Linked DNA regions of Mus musculus: all the other regions are linked to region 1. A link is a loop called in an ENCODE intact Hi-C map of the cell type or tissue named here. Cell type or tissue: heart. All regions are shown on one strand. Region 1 holds the start of Pnn (pinin). Region 2 holds the start of Gm24233 (a small nucleolar RNA gene). Region 3 holds the start of Sec23a (SEC23 homolog A, COPII coat complex component).

Region 1 (8,000 bases):
GTCTTCTAGGCCTAGCCTCCATTTTATTTATTTGTTCTGCAAATTCGATGCGTCTACCTTCAAATAAAGCTAAACAAAAAAAATTTACACGTGTAAAGTTTATGACAGTTAAGAAAGTACAAAATAACAATTTTATACCAGGTCAAAAATAGTTACTGTCAACTAAGCATCTTTTTGTACCTCTAGGTTTTGCTTTGGTTTGTTTTAGGGTCGGGGAGTATGTTGAGAACTAAACTCAAGGTCTAAATGCAAATATCCGCAAGACACCTCCAGACCTAGGGATTCTACTCACACAAACCTGGACAAACACCTGAGCGACACCAGGGATACCTCAGCTGCTGAGCTTTATGCTAGGTGAAGCTTAACACAACCCCGTTAAAGCGGAAGCACTACTTAGTTAACTTTTCTGTTCCCAGGCACAGCAAAATGTCCAATCACCAGCGTCTAGCCCTCTATGTGAATATCTGACATGGACTTATGCTTCTTTTGCCTTCTTTCCTTATCATTCTTCTGTGTCTGCTCGGATTGTAAAACACAAAAATCCTTAATAAGAAAAAGTCTTTTTTAAAAAAAGATTTGATTATTTATTTTATGTGAGTACACTGTCACTGTCCTCAGACACACTAGAAGAGGGCATCAGATCCCATTACAGATGGTTGTGAGCCATCATGTGGTTGCTGGGAATTGAACTCAGGACCTTTGGAAGAACTGTCAGTGCTCTTAACTGCTGAGCCATCTCTCCAGCCCCAACACACAAAGATCCTACATGAAGTCTTTACTATTTATAAAATGAGTTTCAGGTTAAACTCAACTACCCAGAAAATACCCCTGAACCCTGACACCACTATCAATTTCAGAAATCACATACAAAAAAAAAAAAAAACCCAAACTAAACTATTAAATTATTCCTTAAAAACGGGCATATGTGAATGTATAGTCTTACCACTAAGACACACCAATGGACTTCACATACGTACCATTCATCTTTCTCTGTGACTCTTCTATTAGCTTTTGGGTAGCTGGACACATTCTTCCAGGAATATAGAACAAATGGGGCTTTGTCTTGGTCCTTATATACTTAATTATCTTGGCATTATGTTCATTCCATTCTTCTTGCTAAAGGTAAAAAGGTGACCATGAACAATGTGTAAACATGAACAATTAATTGCCTCACTTCGGGTGGAAAACCCTGCTCACCAGCTGCGCAAGCTCAACCTTCTGCTCCAGAAGCCGCAGCTCCGTCTGCTTAGCACGTCTCTCCTCAAACAGTTCTCGCCTCTCGTTTTCAACCTGCTTTCTCTCTTCTTCAGCCTGAACTTCAAGTTTTTGTTCAATTTCTTGGCGTCTTTTTTGCTAAAAGTAAGTAATCTTCTTCAGTATAAGACAACCAAGGTTCATTTAGTTTTAATCTAATTACAATAAAGGCCACACACATCTTGCTTATTTGAAACTTAAATTTTACTATGTAAATTTACTCGTAGGCTTTCATCACGTTTCTTCCCATTTAATTTTAACTTTGTATTTGGGTCTGATTGCAATCTGTGTTTTGGGAAATAGTAACTGAGGCATTTCCCCACAAATATCTAAATTTTAAAGTCACTAGTCAGCAATCATAAAAGCTTCCTTAATACAATTTAGCCTAGGTTTTCAAGATGGCTCACTGTATTAGGCCTTTGCTGAGCTCTAGGAATCCATCTGTCTCCACCTTACCAACATACAAGTGCCGACTACCACTTCTAGATTTCATGGGCTCTGGGGATGGAACTCGGGTCCCTCATATTTGCATGGTAGGCATTTTACTGAAAACACTACCCGGCATAAATGTAATTTTAAAAAAATCCAAGCCAGGCATGGTGGCGCACGCCTTTAATCCCAGCACTCGGGAGGCAGAGGCAGGCAGAGTTCTGAGTTCGAGGCCAGCCTGGTCTACAGAGTGAGTTCCAGGACAGCCAGGGCTACACAGAGAAACCCTGTCTCAAAACCAAAATAAACAAACAAACAAATAAACAACAACAACAACAAAAAAAACCTGGGCTCCCTTCTGTCCTCCAAAGGCACTGTACACATAGGGTGTACAGACATATATATATATGCTACACCCAGTCACATCAAGTAAAGGCAAAAACCTACTATAAAGCCAGGTATGGTGGCTAATACCTTTAATTCCAGTACCCAGAAGCAAAGAAGGCAGGTCTCTGTTGAGTCACCCTTACCTGCACTGTATAACATTAATCTCCTCTTTGGTAATGAGTAAATGAGGTAAAGCAAGGAAGAGAAAAAGTTAAAAAAAAAGGCACCAATACCCGTTCAGTAGCAACAGTAGATTCTTGTTTAAATTTCTGAAGAGTGCCCATCAACAAGCCAAATATTCGTCGGTTCCTAAGAAACATAAGAGGAAAATGAACGTGTGCATGCCCTGTCTGAGAGGTCCTGTAAGCAAGCGTCTCGTCTGCTGAGTGCGAGCCTTCCACCCCCTCCCCCTGGCGCCGAGCAGGCACCTTTGCTTCCCCTTCTCATCCATGTTTTGATCCTGGATAAGGTCTCTGCGCGTGCGCTCTTTGGAGGTAGCTACAACGGAAGATTGCAGTGCTGGCTGTAAGAGAGAAGAAAGGATCAATGATTTCTTGTTCTGGGCTATCATGCTTTTCAAAGCACACTAAGAGTTGTGTTCATCCTCTAATATTTAATTTCAATACCTTTTTAACATCATCGTCTTCTGGGTCGCTCTCCTGGCGTGATTCTCTTCTTGTCCGACGCTCCCCACCCAGCCTAGCACGGGAGAAAGAATTGAAATGACCACTATGGAATCAAATGCATAATCAATCAAAGGTGAATGGGTGTTCAAATGCTCATCTCCAGAAGGCATATTCTACTGAGTTTATATCGCATTTACCACTTTCTTATGGGGGGTGGGGGAGGGGTGGAAGCAAGATGCTCCAAACCAAGCTTTGCTCTCTTCTCATATCCAAACGTTTCTTGGTGTTTTTTAAAGTACAAAACAGAACGTGTTACTTCTAATCCCACTGAGTTCTGTAAACTGGGCTAGCCCAGTTCAAATCAATCCCAATGACATAGAAATATCTGTAGTGTCCCAGAAAACAAGATGGGTACTGACTCTCCAGACATCTTTTGAAACCATACCTACTGACTGCCCCTTCCAGGTCTCTTTGTTTGGCTGGGGGTCCTCCTCCACTATCTGAGAATCCACGCCTGCAATGAGAAACATCCAACCTAAAGCTCGAGAAACATTAGCAGAAACTGGTATTTCTAGTCGACTAGAGAATTTAGTTGATTTCATAAAGAAGAAAAACACAAGTGAAGCAAACTTAAGCAAACAATTACATGAACAACACCCTACCACCAATTACATTCTTAGATGTCAAAAGCCTTAACAGAACTTAAAAACAGTTAAGTTTATATGAAACTGTCCCCCCCCCACCCCCACCCCCCAGTCAGGGTTTCTCTGTATAGCCCTGGCTGTCCTGGAACTCACTTTGTAACTTTGTAGACCAGGCTGGCCTTGAATTCAGAAATCCGCCTGCCTCTGCCTCCCAAGTGTAGTGCATATGAAACTGTTCTAATATTCTCCAACCTCTACTTTTGCAATACATTTATTAGAAACAAGGCAGTTATCATCTCCTTACCTTAGCAATAAGCTACCTCGTCCTCTACCTCCACCAGGACCAGAAAGGGCCAGCAATCTGGCTTGGATGGGCCTAAAAAAGAATTATAATCAGTGTAAAAGTCCTATGCAGACACATGAGAGGGCTTCATATACTTCCACACACTAAGGTACACACTACGTAGAAATGAACACAAATAATTCTAAAATGACCGTTTCAGATCCACTTCTTCGAAACCAAACATTAAAATCCTCTTTCTTGCTTCCCCAAGACCACCGTTACGAAAATATATGTATCTCGAGACTGCTACATATTAATAAGTCTGGGTCAGGTCCTATCTGCCAACCTCAAGGGAAGGACACCCAAGCCAGCAGGGAGAGGCAGCCACTGCTTCCCCCGGGGGTCTCCGACTTGACAAGGGTTCGGAGCCGCAGGGGTGGAAAGGGGCTTTGTACTGCAGTTCCGGGCCTGCAGCGCCAAGGGCGGGAAGCCGTGGTCTCGGCCTTCCCGGGGGCGCGGAAACCACGCCGGGCAGCCGGGCGGGCCTTCCTTCCATTCGCAAGCACTCGCACCCAGTGCCCTAGGCGCAGGCATGGCGTCTCCCCGCCTAGCCGAGCAGAGGGCTCGCCCGCCGCCCGGGAAACGGGCCCCTTGACCCCAGTCGGCCCACAAGCGGCCGGTTGCCCTCTGTCCCGGGTGCGCCCGGCCCCGAGGCCCCGGACCTCGCCAACCTCTGGGGTTCCGTCCGATCCGTACCTCACATCATTCGGGTCCCGCCCGGTGAGCTTGCGGATATTCTCGTCCACATTCTTGAGGCTCTCTTTGGCCTTCTCTAGCTGCTCCTGCAAAGCTCTCACGGCGACCGCCATCTTCTCTCTGCAGCAGGCTTCGCGACCGCTCTCCAGGCCGCGCAGCGCCGCACCGCGCCCGCCGCTCCACGCGGAAGGACTGACAGCCGGCCCCAGCCAATGATCGCGGGCTTCTTCTCGGGCCTGGACCACCCGAGGACCGGAAGGGGAAGAAGCTTGTCGATCCGTGATTCTGGACCAATGAGAAGCCGGCAAGTCACTCAGCTCCTCCCCTCGCCGCCTGCCGTGGTTGCGCTCCGCTGCTTGCGCAGAGCGGGGAGGGATTACGTCGGTGTGATAGATCCAATCTCGGGGGTCTGCAAAGGCATCCTCTTAAACTTGACATGTCGCTGACTTCATAGTGCGCCTAAACTCTTCCCATGGGACGGAAGAGGCTATACATCCTTTTTTTCCTTCCCCAAGAGGTTTAATCAGAAAAGGGCATGGCAAATAATGGCTGTTGCGCATGCCCAGAGTGCAGGGAGGCGCAGGCTGTCTTCCATTAGTGAACTGAACCACCAGGAGTCTTCATCCTAACAGCTAATAGTTATTGTGGACACTGAGAATCGCTTTGCGTGCCTTAGTCGTTAAAAACTAGAAACTTGAATGAGATGGTGCTTAATGATAAGGAAATTGAGGCTGCGGACCTAGGTCCAACAGGTCGTCAGATCTCGATGAAGAGGCAATTTATATTCTGATCCTGAGCAAAGTTGTTTCCAGCAGGGCCTAATGCCTGCGGGTATAATAGAGGGTCTGGAGAAGTTGCCAGTGGTTTCCTGTGTGTATTTTCTGGATTCCACTTTGCCCTACCCACAATGCCAATATGGACGCTGGTTTTGTACTTGACATAGAGGTACACGTTTTAGTTCGGAAAAATGTTACACAAATGCAAAGGTCAAATCCTTACAAGTTTTCTCCCTGAAAAGGAACAAGAATTTTTGTTTTGTTTTTAGTAACAGTAACTTGGTCTTATCCTGTATGCTATTTGTGTGGAGGCTCATAACTGGATAGGTGAGGAAGAATTTCATTATCTTATCAATGTTAACAGCACCTGTTATCTACAAAACGAATACCATGACAGCCAAGGATACACAGAAAAACCCAGTCTTGAATAAAACCAAAACCAAAAAGAAGAAGGGGGGAAGGGGAGGAGGAGAAGGAGGAGAAGGAGGAGGAGGAGGAGGAGGAGGAGGAGGAGAAGAAGAAGAAGAAATAGAAGAAGAAGAAGAAGAAGAAGAAGAAGAAGAAGAAGAAGAAGAAGAAGAAGAAGAAGAAGAGAAAAGTCAGGTGGTAACATGCCTTTTAATCCCAGCACATGACAGGTTGAGGCAGGTGGATTAGCCTGGTTTACAGAGCTAGTTCCAGGACAGCCAGAGAATCCTGTCTGGAAATACTTACTCCCCCTCAGAGAGAAGGGTGGGGAGGGGGAGAGGGAGAGAGAGAAAGGGAGAAAAGGAGAGGGTGACAGGAAATATCTTTGAAGAAGCTTGAAGGTGTATAGCATATTAGCAGGAAGCAATATAGAAAACCAAGATTTTTTCTTTGGTAAAAAGCAATTAAGTCTAAAAATTATTTAATTCTAATTGTAAACAAGGTTTCACTGAGTTATCTATACATAAAAGATAGGATCTTTTAAATTTTACTATTATTTTGCATGTATGGGTATTTTGCCCTCATGTTTATCTGTGCAACTACATGCATGTATGCATGATGCCCTTAGAGACCAGAAGTGGGGGGTGGGATCACTGGAACTGGAGTTACAGACAAGGTTAATGTTGATGCTGGGAACTGAACCCAGGTGTCCCCTCCCATCTATTTATATATTTATAATACATATCACACACACACACACACACACACACACACACTCAGGAATAAAATAAATGTTTGGCATTGGAGAGATGACCCAGTGGTTAATCTAACTGGCTGTTTTCCAAGAGGGCCTGAGTGTGGTTCCTATCGCCCTCAGGGCAGCTTACAACCACCGATAGCTCCAGTCAGGGGAACCCGATAACCTCTTCTCGCTTTCATGGCGAGCAGACACACGAAGAGTACATATATACACGTGCAGGTGAAATACTCATGCACATAAAATAATTAAAAATAAATATTTTTAAAAGATTATGAAACTCCTCCAGGCTGCTGTGAGTGATAGTGGGTCAGTGCCTTACATCTGTCCCTTCACGGCTGAAAGTCTCTGCTTTTGTTCCCCAACTTCTGCGAGTCCACACCCATACCAGCATGCGTGGCTTTTAAGTGGAATGTTTAGGTTTCCTTTATATGACGAACGACATAAATGAATTTAAATATTAGAAGGGATTATTAGGAAAACAAGCAAATCCATGTAGTGGTAGTTTTAAACAATGATTCCAAGTTCCTTGGAGAGATGTGCCTAGGCAGATTATGTTCTTTAAAGTTTATCCTTCTCTTTCTTTTCTTCTCTTTCTTTCTTTCTCTTTCTTTCTTCCTTTCTCTTTCTTTCTTCCTTTCTTCCTTTCTTTCTTTCTTTCTTTCTTTCTTTCTTTCTTTCTTTCTTTCTTCCTTTCTTTCTTTCTTCCTTTCATTACCATTGAGGAAGCTGGGATAGGAGGTCCTACGGCAACCTACAGAATAAAGGATATTTCTTACTTCTGTAGACTTTAGAGCAGTGGTTCTCAACCTTTCACGGGGGTTGCCTAAGACTATTGGAAAACACAGATATTAACATTACAATTTATAACAGTAGCAAAATAATTTTATGGCTGGAGGTCCCCACAGCATGAAGAACTGTACTTAAGGGTTATATCATTACGAAGGTTGAGAACTAGTGCTCTAGAGGAGAGGGGTCCCTGAGCTTAGCAGTTTAATGACGGTACTAAATAGAATATAAGGCCACACAACTCAGGTTGCCCAGGGCTGGAGCATCAGTGAGCCGGTCCTATTCTTCGGCTCTACTGGGGCTTCTACACGCTATGAGCTTCGGGATGGTACTAGGTAGAAGGCAAGGCGAGGCTGATCCGCTCCGCGCTCAGGCAGCATCAGTGATCCAACGTTAGCTACTTTTCTTATTCTGGAAAGAAAATACCTGTCAAGAGCAACTGAAGGAAAGGGTCATTTGGCACACAGTTTGAGAACACAATCCACCATGGCGGTGAAGACATGCTGGTAAGATCCTAAGGTGGCTGGTCCTGTGGCAGCCACAGTCGGGAAGCAGATAGAAACAAGTGCTCAGCTCACATTTTCTTTTTTATTCAATTTAGAACCCCAGCCCTTAATGGTGTAAGCCACATTTAGAGTGGATCTTCCCCACCTCAGTTTTCCCAATCTGGAAACCCACAGACAAATCCAGAGGTTTGTCCACTGAGTGATTTTAGATTCTGTCAAACTGATATTAACCATGACACTTACTATTATAATTATAGAACTGTCACTTAAAAGTTCCTTTGAAATAATGTAACATTAGGTTATTGTAACCAATTTGAGAAAACTAATGTTAGTAGGGGAGACAGGGAAAGAATTGGAAGAAATACCTATTTCATGAATTACTGAG
Region 2 (8,000 bases), 63 kb before region 1:
AGACTTCCTCCAAGTTGCTATCTAGTTTATTAACATAATGTTACAAAAAGCATGTAATATTATGTCTTTTTTTAATCCCTGTATCTTTATCCTTCTTTTTTTCAGCTGTGACTCCAGACAGGATCCAGAGAGGAGGTGTGGAGCCTCTTCTCTGGGTTTGATGGAGAGTTCCTTTACCCTTCTGTGTTAGCCTCTTAAAGTACAGTGTCAACCTTAAAAGGGCACAGGAAAGGGTGAAAAGTCTTTATCCTACTCTGTCTCTCTTCTTTACTTCAGACAGCACTGCAGAAAAATGTGGTCTCATACCCCCAAGCAATGGTAACAGCATCTGCCTCTAGGATCCCGAGGACAGATACTCAAGAGAAGGCAAGTATTGCCATCATCCCTCCCCACGGACTAGGACTGTAACCGACTGTATAACGGAGACCGCTTCACACTGCTCCTGAAACACTCTTGCACACCATGCAGCTCAAGGCTTGCAGCTGATTACATAGTTCGCCTCTTCCTGGGTGAGCTCAAAAAACTTCCTCCCTCAGTGGCCCCAGATTCTAACTGGTCAAAAACAAGTGGCGTGACAACTGTGATATCTGATTTAAAAAAAAAAAACAAAAAACTTTAAGACAAAAACTGTTACTAAGAAAAAGGATGACCGCAAAAGCTAGCTCATTCTTAAGATAAAGGTCATATTTTACCCAACAAGAGAACCACAAAATGAAATAAAGGAAAAAAAAAAAAAAACCAAAACAGATAATTCGTCAATAGTCGTTAGGGATTTCAAGATCTCACTTTCAATGAGTCAGCATAAAGACAGAAGACTTGAAACAACACTACAAACCAACCAGACCTTACATACTAACAAAATCCCACAAAACAATAGCAGAAAACACGTTCTCAGCTGTACACACAAGGGTCTTCACAACCAAGCCATACATCAAGCTAAAATAAAGCTCCATATACTTTTAAAATGTAAAATCACACAGCCGAGCCCAGAGAGATGAGTGAACAGTGAAGTGCATTTACTGCTACTGCAAAGGACCAGAGATCACAAGGTTCCCAAAATCCACGGCAGGCCATTCCCAACCACCTACCTGTGACTCCAGCTCCAGGGTATCTGATGCCCTCTTCTGGCCTCCTCGGCCACCTAAACTCACATGTGCGCGCTCACTGAACCTAGAGCTCACCTACTGTTTGCTAAGCTGGTGAGCAGTGACCCCCTGGGATTCCCCTGCACACACCTCCAACCAGTGCTAGAGTTAGAGGTCCCCGAAGCCTAGCACTGTGTATGCAGGCTCCAACTCCAGGTATCTCCTCGGGGCACTAATTGTTGATTTCAATGAAGGAAGAGGTATTGATTGAAAATTCTCTCTCATCTACAATATATGATTCTCTTCCCATAAACCCCATCTCAATAACTACTGGCACAGCCAGAAATTTAGGAGTATTCTAGATTTTCTCCACTACCCACCCCTCTCCACAACTAATCGAGAAGTTATACCCATTTCAGCTCTTCCTAGTTCCCCATTTAGGACCAAACTTCTGTATCCCTGCCTCAGTCATTTCTCATTTCCTGTTTTGAGTTTTGTTCCCTGACATCTAGGCTACATGCATACTACTACCAAGAAAATCTATAGTAGCCAAAATACTGAAAAGCCTTCAAGGGCTCTACTGTACCCCACAGCAGTCCTTGGGACCCACCTGTCTACAGCATGCATCATTTCACGTCCCATCCTTGGCTCACTTTATCCTCTGAGCAGCAGAGTATGTTATTTGCTCAGCCTCTTAAGACTTTCCCAACCTCCAAGAATATGCATACAATCTCTCCGTCTCCTTGCTTAGTATGTGTGCTACTATGGACTAGTTGTGTGTCTTCTTTCCTTTAAAAGACAGCTGGATGCCAGTGGCAAAATCCTTAGTTCATTTAGAACCTCCACAGAACTTTTTCATTCATGGGCGGGTGCCCTCACTACACTACACTTGGATAAATAAAAGAAACACCTTCATGTCAACACTACTTTAAGTTCACAAAACAAGAAGATAACCCGAATTGGTTAATCAGAACAGCTGCAATATTTAAATGGTCTTAAAAAAAATACAATGCAGTTTTCTAAAACTCTGTATGTGTGTGGGGGGGGGGGGGTGTCTCGAAATATTATCAACAACAACAAAACACCTACAAACACTAAAGGAAAAAAACCTTTGCCACCTGATTACAAAATAAAACAGGAAAAAAAAATGTACTTTAGCTCCTGAGCGCTCACTATCTCTAGAGTTTACAAGAACACCTTTTACATTAACAACGCGAAAAGAGGTAGAACGCTATGGTTAAAGCATTTCAGAAGGGCATTCTTTACTGGGGGAAAATAATGCAGAATTAAAATCTCAGTTCCGGCCCCAGCTTAGGCGTCCGCTTGAGACAAGAAGTTTCATCACTAAGAAACTCCAGTTTCCGGCAGTCAGAAGAACCACGTGTAACTGACCCCCTGTTCAAAATAAATGACGTCCGACTTTGGGGTCGGGAACAAAAACACGCTCTCCTTTGGGACGTCCACAATGCCTTCCCAATCCCGGGGCCCCTTTTCCCCCCGCGGCGAGCAGCGGCCGAGTACAGGCCGGGCGAGCGCGCTGGAGCTCCGGCTTCCCTGCCGCAGCTGCTCGGCCGCCCCGGGCCCACGGCTCCCGAGCCAGAACTCACCCAGCGCAGCTGCTCCAGAACCCGCCGCGCGCAACCCGCCGCCGCCCCAGGCCCGGCCATCTCCGCGCCCACGGGCGGAGGCCTCGCAGCCGGCCCGCCGGCCAGCAGCAGGCCCGACGCGATCGGGGCAGCGCTGGGAACGCGAACGCACTAGCGGCCGGCGCATACCACTGCGGCCCTGCGGGGGGAGCCCGCGTCGCACCCCCACCACCCCGGCCTTGGTCTCGCCGGCGCGGCGGAGACGCCCCTTCTACTGCACGAGCTCCGCGGCCACGTCCGCGCTCGACCTTAAAGGGCCCACGCACCGCTCCCCGGCCTCCAACTTCGGAGCACGAGGAGCCGGAGCGTGCGGCTGCCGCCTTCCACCCCGGGACCTAAGGCTCAGTCCCGGGGTGAAAAAAGTCCCGCCACCCGAGCTCCCAACGCGCCCACGTCCACGAGCAGACGCCACGAGCGTCTAGAGCCTGAGCCCCACACTGTCGTACCCCGGGGGACCCCTCAGTCACAGAGACGCCGGCCTCCGCCATAATTGTGGCCAGAAAAATGGCCCGCGACGCACGAGCCCACGCGTCCTGCTTTGCGAGTCCGCACTTCGGACTCTGGACACGAAGGCGTCCGGGTCAACTGTGTGGTCTGGTCAGAGTTTAACCTGTCCTGGGCGAGCACACGTCGGTCCTCGTCGGGCCAGCCTTCGGGTTCGCTCGCTCGCCGGGGTCCACCTGGTGGGCGCTGGCCAGGCGCCCCAGTCTGAAACTGCATTAGCCCTAGGGACCGGGGTGCCAGATGGAGCCCGTGTGCACTCCTGCTCGACCCGAGGAGTTCGCACAAAAGAACTAAATGTAGCAGCTTGTCCTCTAAATTTAGGGCCCTATTTTTAGAGCCATTGCACGAAGTCCTGAGAGAGAGGGTTTGAAACGTAAGGTTTAAAAGATAACCTGTCTTCTATGTCTTCTTTACCTACATGATCATTCTTATCCAAACTATCTAACGCAAGTCTTCAGAGAAGAAACTCAAAAAGCAGCAGCCTCCCAAGAGAACTTGATAAAAATCATAAACCTTTGTAAATTTCCCTTACAGTAAACACATCTCTTTCGTGCCACAAGCACTCACACACAAAATCAGAAACAGCCACGGTTGCAGCCAGTGACTACTAAGACCAAACTGAGGCCTAAGTTCTTTGCCACATCACCCTAGGGAGTTTCAGAAACTGCTTCTATCAGGAGATAGCAGAAGTTGCTCAATCCTCCTGTTTTGAGGTAGTGCCCAACTTCTGCACATGTTGGACTGTGTTGAAATCAGCTTATGTGAATATGAAAGTCAGGAAAGAAGTGTGCTTAAGTTTTTTTAGAAATTTCAGAGATGTTTAAGGTTCCGTTAGGATACTATATTAAATACAAATTTTACAGTGGGTCTTAGCATACTTAACAGGCTCTACAATCTTATTGGGCTGTTAAGATTTGTAAACAGAAAACATTTGCTTTGCTCAGTCTGTCTTCCTTATGTTAATCTATGGCCCTTTCCAAAGGTCAATAGTTATCATCACAAATGCTAAAAGCATAAATGAGACAAGTGAAGTTCTAAAAGAAAGAAAAAAAAAAGAAAAAAAAAAAAAACCAAGCACACCTAAAGCAAACAAATAGTAAACTTGACAATCAGTGCAATTCCCAAGTCTAACTTGTGACTGCATTACTGGCGAGTAGACACTTACCTCCTCACCCAGACCTTCCAATTCCATGTCCTAGGACATTCATGTTAAAACACCCGGACATGTAACTAAAGCTCTCCTGACTACTTCAGATCCTTGAGAAAGAGTCCAGATTTTAATACCTTCTGCACTCCCGTTTCCACACAGAGTGTGATCCTGTTTTGACGCTGTAACAGAGGGGTACTATAGGTGGAGCTGTGACTACCAACCCGTAATCCAATTTCAGGGACCTCATAACTTGTTAAATGTATGTGTGCACACATGCCTGCACATATGCATTTTTTTCAAATATCGTACATATTACACATTAAAATCCACAATCGGAAAGGAAAATCCTAAGATTGCAACCGCTGAAACACTGAAAATTTTATTCTAGTCTATTCATAGTGAGTTCATAATTTCTACCAAGGGAACGATATTCAAAGACGGTTTTCCATAAGAAAGCATGAGGTTTTATTATCTTATAAAGGGCCTTCTTTCAAGGAAATAAACAGCAAATGTTATTAGTGTTCATAACTATGGAAAAATATCCAGGGACACTAGACACTTGCTAACCAGAACACCTAGTCCACGGACTAGAAACCAGTTTCCCTCATGAAGGCCCTATGTCAACGCTGTAAGGACTAGCCACTCCCACTTAGGTAGGCACTGGTGTTACACACATAAGCACTCCTCTCTGGGAGGAAAATCAACAAGTTGTGCCACATTGCTATTCTCTGAGTCTTCGGTGTAAGAGTTCTCAGAACGTATTGAATCAGGAGCTACCTGTTGAACAGGAGCTGGGCAGTTTCCGAGCTGATTACTAATGAAGCATTCAGGGGAAGAGAAGATGGGTGCTAGAACTTCGTGAGGCTCCTCCGCTATAAGATAAAGTTGCTAAGAAGCTGTGGGTGCTTCTAGTTCCCAAGTGAGACCAGGAAGAAGCCTCTACACATAATCTACCTGAAATACGAATTACTTACAACAGTCACCTCAGATATTAGAGAAGAAGAAAAAAGAACCCCTTTCACTCAAAATTAACTGGAAAATTGCTCCAAATTTTGTTTGTTTGTTTGTTTGTTTACTGAAGCTTTTCAGATCTATGCCATACGTGCGTCAAAGCTGTGCCCAGATTGCTAGATTTCAGGTGTGTTAGAAACTCTTCAGAACATCTAGTCCAATGATTATGGGCTGACGGCCCGAGAGAAGGCAAGCTGTCGGAGTGCACAGAGTGTACTTAAACCGTACAAGTCTGCGTTCCTCTGCTGTGTCAGGTTGAGCCCCAGTTCACCGCACTAGAGACGTCTAGACTGCAATCTTTCAGTGTTCAAGGGAATCCGAAATTTTTAAATGAACTCACATTTTAGAAATTGACAGTTGGCCTGAGGTGGGGAGGGGAAGAGTGTGTGTGTGTGTGTGTGTGTGTGTGTGTGTGTACTGTTTCTTGTTACCATTGTTTTCAGTGCTGGGGAATTAAACCCATAGACTTCTCCTCCACTGAGCTACATCACCAGCCCAACAATACCTTTTGCGGGGGTTGTTTGTTTGTTTGTTTGTTTGTTTGAGACAGGGTTTCCATATGTAGTCCCAACTGTCCTAGAACTTGCTCTGTAGACCAGGCTGACCTCAAACTCAGAGAGTTCCACCTGCCTCTGTCTCCTGGATGCTGGGGCTTATAGGTGTGCATCACCACCACCCAGGCAAAGAGTATTTCAACAGAAAACTGAAGACTTCATTCTGACTAGCTATTAACATTAGTACTAATTTTTCTCCTAACCTGACTGACATTTATAATCATCTTTAAGACTGAGTCATACCAAAATAAAAAATAAAAAAAAAAGTAATGATCTTTCTGGATCTTTTTATTTTATAATACCTATTTTGTATAACCTAACAAAGAAAATTAAATGAGAAGGGGCTTCTTAAAGAACATGATGAAGTCAGGCATGGTCGCTCATGCCTGTAATACCAGCACGTAGAGGATGAGGCGGGGGATCTGACAGAGCCACAGTTTGAGAACAGCCTGTGGTACAAAGAGCACTCCAGCCCAGCTGAGACCCTGTCTCAAAAAAGACAGGAAGGAAGGAAGGCAAAAGGAAGGAGGAAGAAGGAAAAGGAAGGTAGGTTCTAGGAAGTGGTAGCATATGGCTTTAGTCCCTGCACTCAGAAAGCAGAGTCAGGTGGATCTCTGAGTTTGAGACCACCCTGGTCTACAGAGCAAGTGGACAACCAGGGCTACACAGAGAAACCCTGCCTCAAAAACTGAAAAACAAAGCCGGGCGTGGTGGCACACGCCTTTAATCCCAGCACTCGGGAGGCAGAGGCAGGCAATATTTCTGAGTTCAAGGCCAGCCTGGTCTACAAAGTGAGTTCCAGGACAGCCAGGGCTATACAGAGAAACCCTGTCTCGAAAAACAAAAAACAAAAAACAAAAAAACAAAAACAAAAACAAAAAAAAAAGAAAAGAAAGAAAGAAAAACAAAACAAAAAGAAGAGAAAGAATGAAAGGAAGGAAGGGAGGGAGGGAGGAAGGGAGGAAGGAAGGAAGGAAGGAAGGAAGGAAGGAAGGAAGGAAGGAAGGAAGAAGTTAAGGAAGAAAAAAAAAAGGAAATATATTAGGTAGTTTCCAAAAAAGTTGTTCAGTTAGTGGTACTACCATATACTTAGCTAGCTACAAACATTGTAACTATCTTACTTTTCTCTTTAATTCTTGCTAAAACAAATCAATTACTACATCCAATGACCCCTATCTACAAGTTAGACCCCTATCCAAATGGTTCCTCCACTCATTTCAACCACTACCACCATATGTTGGGCCAGAGGTTTAAAAGTGTGACTAGTGGACCAAGTAGAGCTCATACACTCTTTTGGCAGACCTATACAGCATTGTTCGTTTTTAGGTAGAGTCCCAGTGTGTAGCCTTGGCTGGCCTGGAACTCCGTAATTCATAGAACTCACAGAGATCCTTTCACCTCTACATCCCAAGTGCTGTGATCAAAGACCACACCAAGCTGGCATTTTTTGTTTGTTTGTTTTGTTTTGTTTTGTTTTTTTGAGACAGGGTTTCTCTGTGTAGCCCTGGCTGTCCTGGAACTCACTCTGTAGACCAGGCTGGTCTTGAACTCAGAAATCTGCCTGCCTCTGTTTCCCAAGTGCTAGGATTAAAGGTGTGTGCCACCACTGCCAGCTGGCATTATTTTTAAGATGAGTATTTGCCAGCATTAAAAAATGAGACAAAGGCCAGGCATGGGAGCAGATATCTCTAATCCCAGTACTTGGGAGGCAGGGGTGAGTGGATTTCTAGGAGTTTCAGGCCAACCTGATCTGCATAGTACATTCTAGGACAGCCAGAGATATGTAATCTTAATCTGATTCTCATGTACCTATGAAATCTTCCCTATTCCGCCAAGATGAACCACCTATGTATAGTTCACAAAAAAGTCATGTTCCCTTCTACTTCATGAGTGTTAAAAATGTTATCTCCACTACAGTATGTCCATCTTTTCTTGCTTTTGCTAACTCTAATTTTCATTCAGTATTAGGTCAAATATGCTCCCCTCTAGGACACGTTTAGCCTCCTTTGCCCACACTTTCTACCTAAGCCACCTCCTGGGCAGACCCTGT
Region 3 (8,000 bases), 55 kb after region 1:
CAGTGAAGAAAAACAAACAAACAAAAAAGAGATATACCCCAAATAAAGAATTTGGGAAGGTCAAAATATACCCAATAACTTAAAGACGTGAAAAGGTCTACTTGATTTCCTTTACTTTGTTGATGGGTGGTGTGATGGTTTGTATATTCTTGGACCAAGGAGTGGCACCATTTGGAGGTGTGGACTTTTTGGAATAGGTGTGACCTGGTTGGAATAGGTGTGTCACTGTGGGTGTGGGTATAAGATCCTCACCCTAGTTGCCTGGGAGTCAGTCTTCCACTAGCAGCCTTTGGATGAAGATGTAGAACTCTCAGTTCCTCCTGTGCCAAGCCTGCCTGGATACTGCCATGCTCCCACCTTGATGATAATGGACTGAATCTCTGAACCTGTAAGCCAGCCCCAATTAAATGTTGTTTTTATAAGACTTGTCTTGGTCATGGTGTCTGTTCACAGCAGTAAAACCTTAACTAAGACAGGTGGGGATTGGCATGGTGATGATTGAAACCCCAGAGTTGTCAAACAAGGTGGCTAAATACTCAACATGCCAAGTCTTACTTTTATTTTCCAAAATAGCACACAGTTAACAAATGATCAGGTGTCAAGCTGGAGAGATGGCTCAGCCATTAAGAGCACTGGCTGCTCTTCCAGAGTCCTGAGTTCAATTCCCAGCAACCATGTAGTGGCTCACAACCATCTGTAATGGGGTCTGATGTCCTTTTCTGGCATGCAGGTTTACATGCAGCAGAGCACTCATACATAAAATAAACAACAAAAACGGAAACAAGTCTAAAAAAATGTTTTATAAAACCCCAAATAATCAGGTATCACCTTCTAACAGAACTCAGTGGGGTAAATTGGAAAAAAGACCAAGTACACATGAACTCGTGTGCGTCTAGTGAAAACATGTAAGGTTATATATAGTGCATGAATTAAAATGTCCTAATTATAAACATTAGAGGAATTACTTCAAACATACATTGTCAAAAACCTTGAAAAACGGAAAAACCTGACCTCAGGTTTCATATAATCTTCCCTGAGGAAACACCCTCCTACTCCCAAGTTTTGTTTTGTTTTTTTTTTTCCTGATAGAGTCTCCTTATGTGGTCTTGGATGTTCTGTAAATCACTATGTAGACTGGGCTAGCCTCTGATTCATTTGTGCTGGTATTAAAACCATGTACTACCGTAAATGGCTGAGATTTTTTTTTTTAAACTAAAAAGTTTTATTTACTTTATGTGTATGAGTGTTTTGTCTGCATGCATGTCTATGTATCATATCCACGCGTGGTACCTGAAAAGGTGTAAAGAGAGCATCAGAGCCCTTGGAACTAGAGCTAGAGATGGTTGTGAGCCACTATCTGCTCAGAATTGAACCTGCATCCTCTGGAAGGACTCCACTGAGCCATCTCTCTAGCCCTATAGTTTTGACTACTGAGTGCTGTTTATTTTCTTCATGCAATGACCAGATGATGTAATTATTTGGCTATTCTTTGTGCCCTTCAGGAGACCGATACTGTACAAGCATAGGGAAGTTTTCTCCTTTGTTTCTGAGATGAGAGTCTTATATATTCCAGGGTAGCCTGGAATCTTCTATGTAGTTGAGAATGATCTGGACTTCTTGACCCTTTTGTCTCTACTTCCAAGTGCTAGGATTACAAGCGTGCTTACCAACAGGCCTGGTCTTTAGGGACCTTTTCTTTATGATCCTCTGTTGTGTTCTTAGTGCCCAGCACAACCTAACTGCTCAATAAAAAGTGTGCTGGCTAAGCAAATGAATAAAGAATATGGACAGAAAGCTGCCAAGACAGCTGTGTTTCTATACTGAGAAAATGATACCAGGTCAAATTGAAAAAGTGTACAATGCACCACCCTGAAAAATAACTATAAAGGTATATCCAGAAAAAAATATCCTTAATTATTTATAAAGGTCAATATTAGTAAACAATTGAAGTACTTTTGTTTGTTTGTTTGTTTGTTTGTTTTGAGACAGGGTTTCTCTGTGTAGCCCTGGCTGTCCTGGAACTCATTTTGTAGACCAGGCTGGCCTCGAACTCAGAAATCCGCCTGCCTCTGCCTCCCGAGTGCTGGGATTAAAGGCGTGCGCCACCACGCCCGGCTATAAAGGTCAATATTAGTAAACAATTGAAGTACTTTTTGGGGGTAGGGGAAGTAATCTTTTAAATGACACACACACACACACACACACACACATTTTCCAGAGGGTCTCAATGTAGGCTGGCCTCCAGACCAAAACGCCTCTGTGTTAGCTTCCAAGTGGTGCCTAACTTTATAAGGAGCAATCTAATCTTATACACACCATAACTTATATTTTTGATATGATAGGAAAATGTTCGTGTTGTATATGTGTGTGTTGTTAAAATATTCCCAGGTGGTTGGTTAAACTCACAGAAATGTTCACACTTTGCTTCCTTTTCAACTTCTTTGGGTCAATCTGGGCTACCACAACATCTGGACATTGGGCTGCTTCGATCCTACAATTAAGTAATACATACATGATACTTATTATTTCGCTTTGTAGAATAGAGAGATGTGTTTTACTTTATTATGAAATGGGAAATAAAAGTGCAAGCTCCCAATGAAAAAACGAAACGCCTGACACCTAGATGAAAAGCAAAGAAATTTAAGAACACACGTCTTAACGTGCAATCAAGTTCAAAAGTTATCTGCCAACCGTAGGGTGTAATAAGATCTTAAATTTCCCGGACCTCCCGAAAGATAGGAACGCAAACAGAGGAGGGACTGTTGCACACCAAGGGTCAGGCGCGGCACCAGGGCTGTACACAGGGGCACGACAACCAGCCCACTCGCACGGGGCGAAATCACTCACTGCACTCTCCTCAGATATTCCTGAGGCGTCCTGGGGGGGACCGAGGGATCGAAACCTTCCGTCAAGTCACAGGGCTCCACAGGTAACAACCGTGGCATCAACTCTTCCACCGCAGACTCGGCTGGAACCCACGCCATGGTTCTCGCTCCCGCCAGTCTCAATCGGCGCCCAGAGTAGGCACGGCGCAGGCGCCTAAGCGACCTCCGCCGAGGCCACCGGCTACAGGCGCAAGGGGGCGGAGCCACACAAGAAACCTGCTGGTTGCATCAAGCTTATGGCACCGGTGGTGGAATGTAGCGCTCGAGAATAATTCCTGGCAGAAGTGGTTCCTGAAGAGTTTCTAGGTCGCTCTGTCTAATCCCATTTTCTCGTCTAAAGCTTGGGTAGGCGGCAGGGACTGAGGATGAACTTTGAAATCTTTAATATTTTTAAAATTAATGAACAATATCGCTATAATCGTCATTTTTAGAGTACTAAAGCCTTTAACCATTTGTAAACACGTTACATTCGTCTAAATCTTACAACCCCTTAGGGTGGTGTCTTTCTGACTTCGCGGGGAACAGAGTGGATGAATGCAGAACTTTTTGTTTTGTTTTTCACTTTTTCGGATAGCATCTTAAAGTTTAGTTGAGGCTGTTCTGGAACTCATTAGGTAGCTCAAGGAGTCTCAAACTTGTAGTGATCCGATCCCCTGGCCTCAGCTTCTGGAGTACCAAGTATCACACGAGGATAATTTTTAGGTTTTTGAGACTGTCTCTTCTGTGGCTTAGAAGGGTCTACAGTTTGCAGTGTAACGTAAGCTGGGCTGCCTTTTTTTTTTTTTTTTTTTTTTTTTTTTTAACCTTGACTATTGAGATTACAGGCATGAACCATCACCACTAGCCGAGTGAGATACTTAAAAACTTTAAAATTACTATTTTGCGATTGCTTGTGGGTCGGTGAGGAGGTCAGAATACAACTTCTGGGAGTAAAGTTTCTTTTTCTGCCTTATGAGTTCTAGGCAAGTGAGGTCCCTGAGCCAAGCCTTCTCATTGGCTCTTGACAACACACAGACGAAAACCCAAAATTAGAGGAGAATCCGAGCATCTATTTTCTAGCGAATACTTCAAATAATTGTTAACTCGTGCTTCGTTCTTTCTCCTCTTTGGACACGGATACAATGTCAGGAAAAAAACTTGCAAGAGCCTTTTCTATATACTAGAAAACAAAAACAATCGTTCAAGCAAACAGTAGACGTGAAAGCTACATCTGGTGGTTAACATTTTTTTTCTTTTTTTCTGGGGCTAGCAATGCCCTAGTCAGGTATTTTAACCTTAATCCTACACACGGCCTCGAGCGGCCACATCCCACCCTTTATTACTCCGGTTACCTCCCTTCCTCCACCGCCCTGGCTATCGCATCGCTTCCTGCTAGCCCCGCCCCTTCCTGAATTGTCCCCGCCCTCCGCTTTGCTTGGCCGTCTTTCACGCTCGCCCCACCCTCTTTATTACTCCCGGTTCATCTTTTCCGCCACTCAACGCGCCCATTACCTCCTGCGCGCCCCGCCTCTTCCGGGACTGTTCCCGCCCCTTCGCTGGTCGCCCCTCCCCGCCTCCTCCCCTTTGACGTGGCAGAGGCGGCACCAGCCATGTTGTCCTGGCCCAGGCCCTCCAAGAGGCCGGGGGCGGGGCGGGGCCGCCCCTGATTGCGGTGCCACGGCTGCTACAGGGCTTTGGAGCGGACTGACGACTGTGCAAGGCGGAGGCTGTGGCCGTCACGGAGCTTCTAGGTAGGTACTGTGGTAAGGACTAGCGTGGCAGCCACCTCTGCTCCACCGGGGTCTTAGTCGGAGCTGGGAGGCGGGCGGCGGGCCGGAGTGTCAGGATTGTTGGCTCTGTCCCGGCTGTGCTCTCGCATAAGCAGCGGGGCGTGCCGGAGGCTGTGGCCCAGCGCCGAACCGAGATCGCTGAACCCTGTGCTTGTCATGGCGACGGAGCGCCCTCGTCTTTAGTCCTCTTAGTTTAGGTGGAAGGACCGTAGCAGGATGGAGACCGAGGGTCTGAGCATCTGGCTCTGCACCCACCCCCACCTCCTGGGTGACACGCTTTGCCAACCCTGCCCAAGGCTCCTGTGCCCTGGGGCCTCTAGGTTCGTTTCTTGACTGCCCAGGAGTGCCCTAGACTTTGAACCCAGGTGACTACATCACCTGTAATTCGGCCTTGGGCCTTATAAAGGTTAAAGAAAAAACCACCAGGTATAGCTAGTGCCTGGGGCCTTGATTATTAATGATCAGGTTTCAGAACTGAGCAATACCATGCACTGGGGCATTTATTCTGTCTGTAGAGCTTTACTGTTTGTGGGAGAGGAACAGGAAGAGGTAAATAAATCCATAGGTAGAGTAGAGTTGGAGATGTCTAATTCATCTCGTCAGCTAAACTTCTGTCCTGTCTTAACACAACCCCACCCTAAACCACGGATAGCTAGGCACATTTACTGAAAGAAATTTAAATTTAAATGTATACTAACATCTTCCTTCTTTCCAGCATCATCAGAGGGCCTTTGTTTTTTAATTGTTTCAATGACCAATTTTATTATTGCCCCCAAAATTCTCACATAACTGATGTGAAATTTGAAGGCCAGAGAAGTTTATTGCCCAAGAGCAAAAATTTGTTACTCAGTCTATTTCATTGGAAATTTTACAACTGGGCCTGGGAAGATGGCTCAGAAGTTAAGAGCACTGGTTGCTCATCCACATGAATACACACACATACACGGGCACAGAAACACACACTCACACAGAGAACTCACTACTGGCTTACAACCTCTTGTAATACACTTACACACACAGTGCCTCATTACCTATTTACAACGATTTGTAACACACCCACATACCTTTCATCTCAACCCCCAGCTCACTAGTGGTTAACAAGCAACTCCATTGGTAGAGGATCCACCACCCACTTCTGGCTTCCACAGGTACTGCACACACATAGTATACAGGCAGATACAGGCAAAACACCAATAGACAAAAATGAAATAAATATATATAAAAGAAAACTTGCAACTGAAATGTAGGGAGGTAAGGTGGTAACAGATAACTAATTTACTTAAAATTTGTATGTTTTCCCATTAGGAATGCATAAGGGGGTAAAAATGGAATAGAGAAAACCGATACTATGGGAAGCCTTTCAGGATGTAGGAAAGTGTTTGCTGTGTTATGATAAAGTGACATGAGGCTTTGACTCTATCAGGAGAAATTACTTAATTAAAATAGTCATCACTGCAATAAATTATTGAAAAAATGTGACTTTTTTTTAAAAAAATGGCCTTTTGTATCTTTATCACGTTTTAAGAAGATGAGTTTGTAAAATCTGCATTATAACAATATTTCAGGATGTGTGTGTGTGTGTATGTGTTTCAAACAGGGTCTTACTATGGCAGGTCTGGAACTGACAAGAGATCCATCTGCCTCTGCCTCCTACGTGCTAGGATTAAAGTCCTGTTCCAACAAGCTTGGCTCTATTTTTCGGCTAATGTTCGTATTGGATGATCAGGCGCTTGCCAAATAGATCATCACACTAAGGAGGTTTGTGACAGGACTTTGGAGGTGGGCTTTGTGATTCGAAGCGTGAACGGTTACTTTGGAAAGAGAAGGAAGCTGTGCATGACCATGTAGCTGGACAAAGTAAGAACAGGGTGCTGCTTGCTTCAGATGACTGCTGGGCAGTGAGAGTGCTAAGATGTTCAGTGAACAGCAGTGAGTGGCATTGGAGCGCAGAGAGAGGTTGAGAGAAAAAAACTGAGCAAGAGGGATGATACTGTGCTCACATATCACTCAGGTGACGCTTTGTTTGTCCTAATAAAATATGAGGGTGTGGAGTAGAATTCAGTCCAGGGGCCGGAGAGCTGGCTCAGCATCCAGAGCATCGGCTGCTCTTGCAGAGGACCAGGGTTTTTCTAGCACCCATGTTCTCACAGCTGTCTGTAACTCCAGTTCCAGGGAATCTGACATCCTCACACAGACATATACAGGCCAAACACCAGCGGACATACAATAAACATGAATCATTTAAAGAAGCATTCTGGATGGGGGTCCAGTACATAGCCTACTGTAGAAATTTCACCCTGCTGTTGCCTAAGTGTGAACACTTTCTGAATCTTTTAATAATCTTTCTCACTGAGAGAAAACGAAGGCAGTGGTTCTTAGGACCTTCTTCTACTTTTAAACAGTATTGAGGATCCAAAGAAAAACATGTTTACTTTTATATCCTAAAAAAAACAAAACCAAAAATAAAACAAGTATGTGAAGACTGCATTCTAACAGAGGAGGGGGGAGGGGAAGCAAAAAAGATGATTTTCATTCATGCAGTCATTTTCTTACGTATGACCTCTGTTCCTTCGCTCTTCTCCCACTACTTTTAGTTATGTTTCTTTGAGACAGGGTTTCATTCTGTCAACTGGTAGCCCAGGTTACAGCAATCCTTCTATCTTAGTGTCCCCTAGTGCTGGGGTTGCAAGCATGCACCACCATGCCTTTCTCTGCTGGTTATACCACTTGGGCTTTTTGCTTCTTTTTCCGAGGACAGAGCCTAGTGAACAGGCCAGCAACAGATGGAAAGTCATTCAAGCCTGCTGGTTTCCATCAGCCTCATCCATCAGTGTGCACGGCTCACAGAATTAATCCTAGATATGACAACATCTAAGTTCTTTCCAACTTGGTCTTCTCAGCATTTTTATTGACTAGAAACTTCTCAGTTTTGGAAGAAATCCAAATCAAGATGCTATATTGGGTATCTGGTGAGGGCCTGCTTTCTGGTGCGTACGTGGCACTTTGTAGTTTATTTTTACATGCAGAAAAGACAGCAGAGTTTTCTGGAGTCTTTTAAAAGTAAGGCCACAAATCCTATCCGTTTAAAATCAGGTTTTTTCCCCATTGTCTCTCTTAGCAACATTAATATCCATATTTGTTCTTCTGACAATGTAGGTCCATGGATTTTAAATTATTTTTTAAAATTTAATTGAAAAAACTTGTTTTATTTTTATGGATGTTTTGCATGCATGAATGTCTGTGTACCACGTGGGTGCTTCTTGCTTCAGATTCTCGAGGGTACTAGAGTCCCTGGAGCTGGAGCCATAGAATCTGGATGTAAGCTATCACGTGGACACTAGGAATT

Evidence for each region. Peaks named below come from ENCODE experiments on the same cell type or tissue, not always from the same donor. Only the 100,000 strongest peaks of a DNase experiment are listed, where the experiment ranks them.
Region 2: it touches region 1 in a loop (4-fold over the local background); 23 of 42 quality-filtered maps call a loop at or near these places.
Region 3: it touches region 1 in a loop (4-fold over the local background); 12 of 42 quality-filtered maps call a loop at or near these places.

Annotation. Positions count from the first base shown.
Region 1 is chr12:59,063,495-59,071,494 of GRCm38, reverse strand. It overlaps Pnn (pinin), which reads right to left and starts at 4,576. Exons shown (of 9, transcript NM_008891.2): 1 at 4,380-4,576; 2 at 3,645-3,716; 3 at 3,142-3,210; 4 at 2,697-2,769; 5 at 2,499-2,593; 6 at 2,304-2,379; 7 at 1,198-1,353; 8 at 978-1,116; 9 at 1-69. The coding sequence starts at 4,492. In heart, a CTCF peak has its summit at 4,997; a DNase peak (open chromatin) is centred at 4,664; H3K4me3 peaks cover 2,371 bases; H3K27ac peaks cover 2,008 bases.
Region 2 is chr12:59,126,297-59,134,296 of GRCm38, reverse strand. The region is part of intron 6 of Mia2 (MIA SH3 domain ER export factor 2); the gene reads right to left. Gm24233 (a small nucleolar RNA gene) reads right to left here and starts at 225; the gene lies at 104-225. In heart, CTCF peaks have their summits at 2,877 and 4,564; DNase peaks (open chromatin) are centred at 2,876 and 4,556; H3K4me3 peaks cover 3,926 bases; H3K27ac peaks cover 2,444 bases.
Region 3 is chr12:59,008,461-59,016,460 of GRCm38, reverse strand. It overlaps Sec23a (SEC23 homolog A, COPII coat complex component), which reads left to right and starts at 4,444. Exons shown (of 20, transcript NM_009147.2): 1 at 4,444-4,615. It overlaps Gemin2 (gem nuclear organelle associated protein 2), which reads right to left and starts at 3,070. Exons shown (of 10, transcript NM_025656.5): 1 at 2,848-3,070; 2 at 2,407-2,491. The coding sequence starts at 2,984. In heart, CTCF peaks have their summits at 3,085 and 5,820; DNase peaks (open chromatin) are centred at 3,070 and 4,400; H3K4me3 peaks cover 3,761 bases; H3K27ac peaks cover 2,946 bases.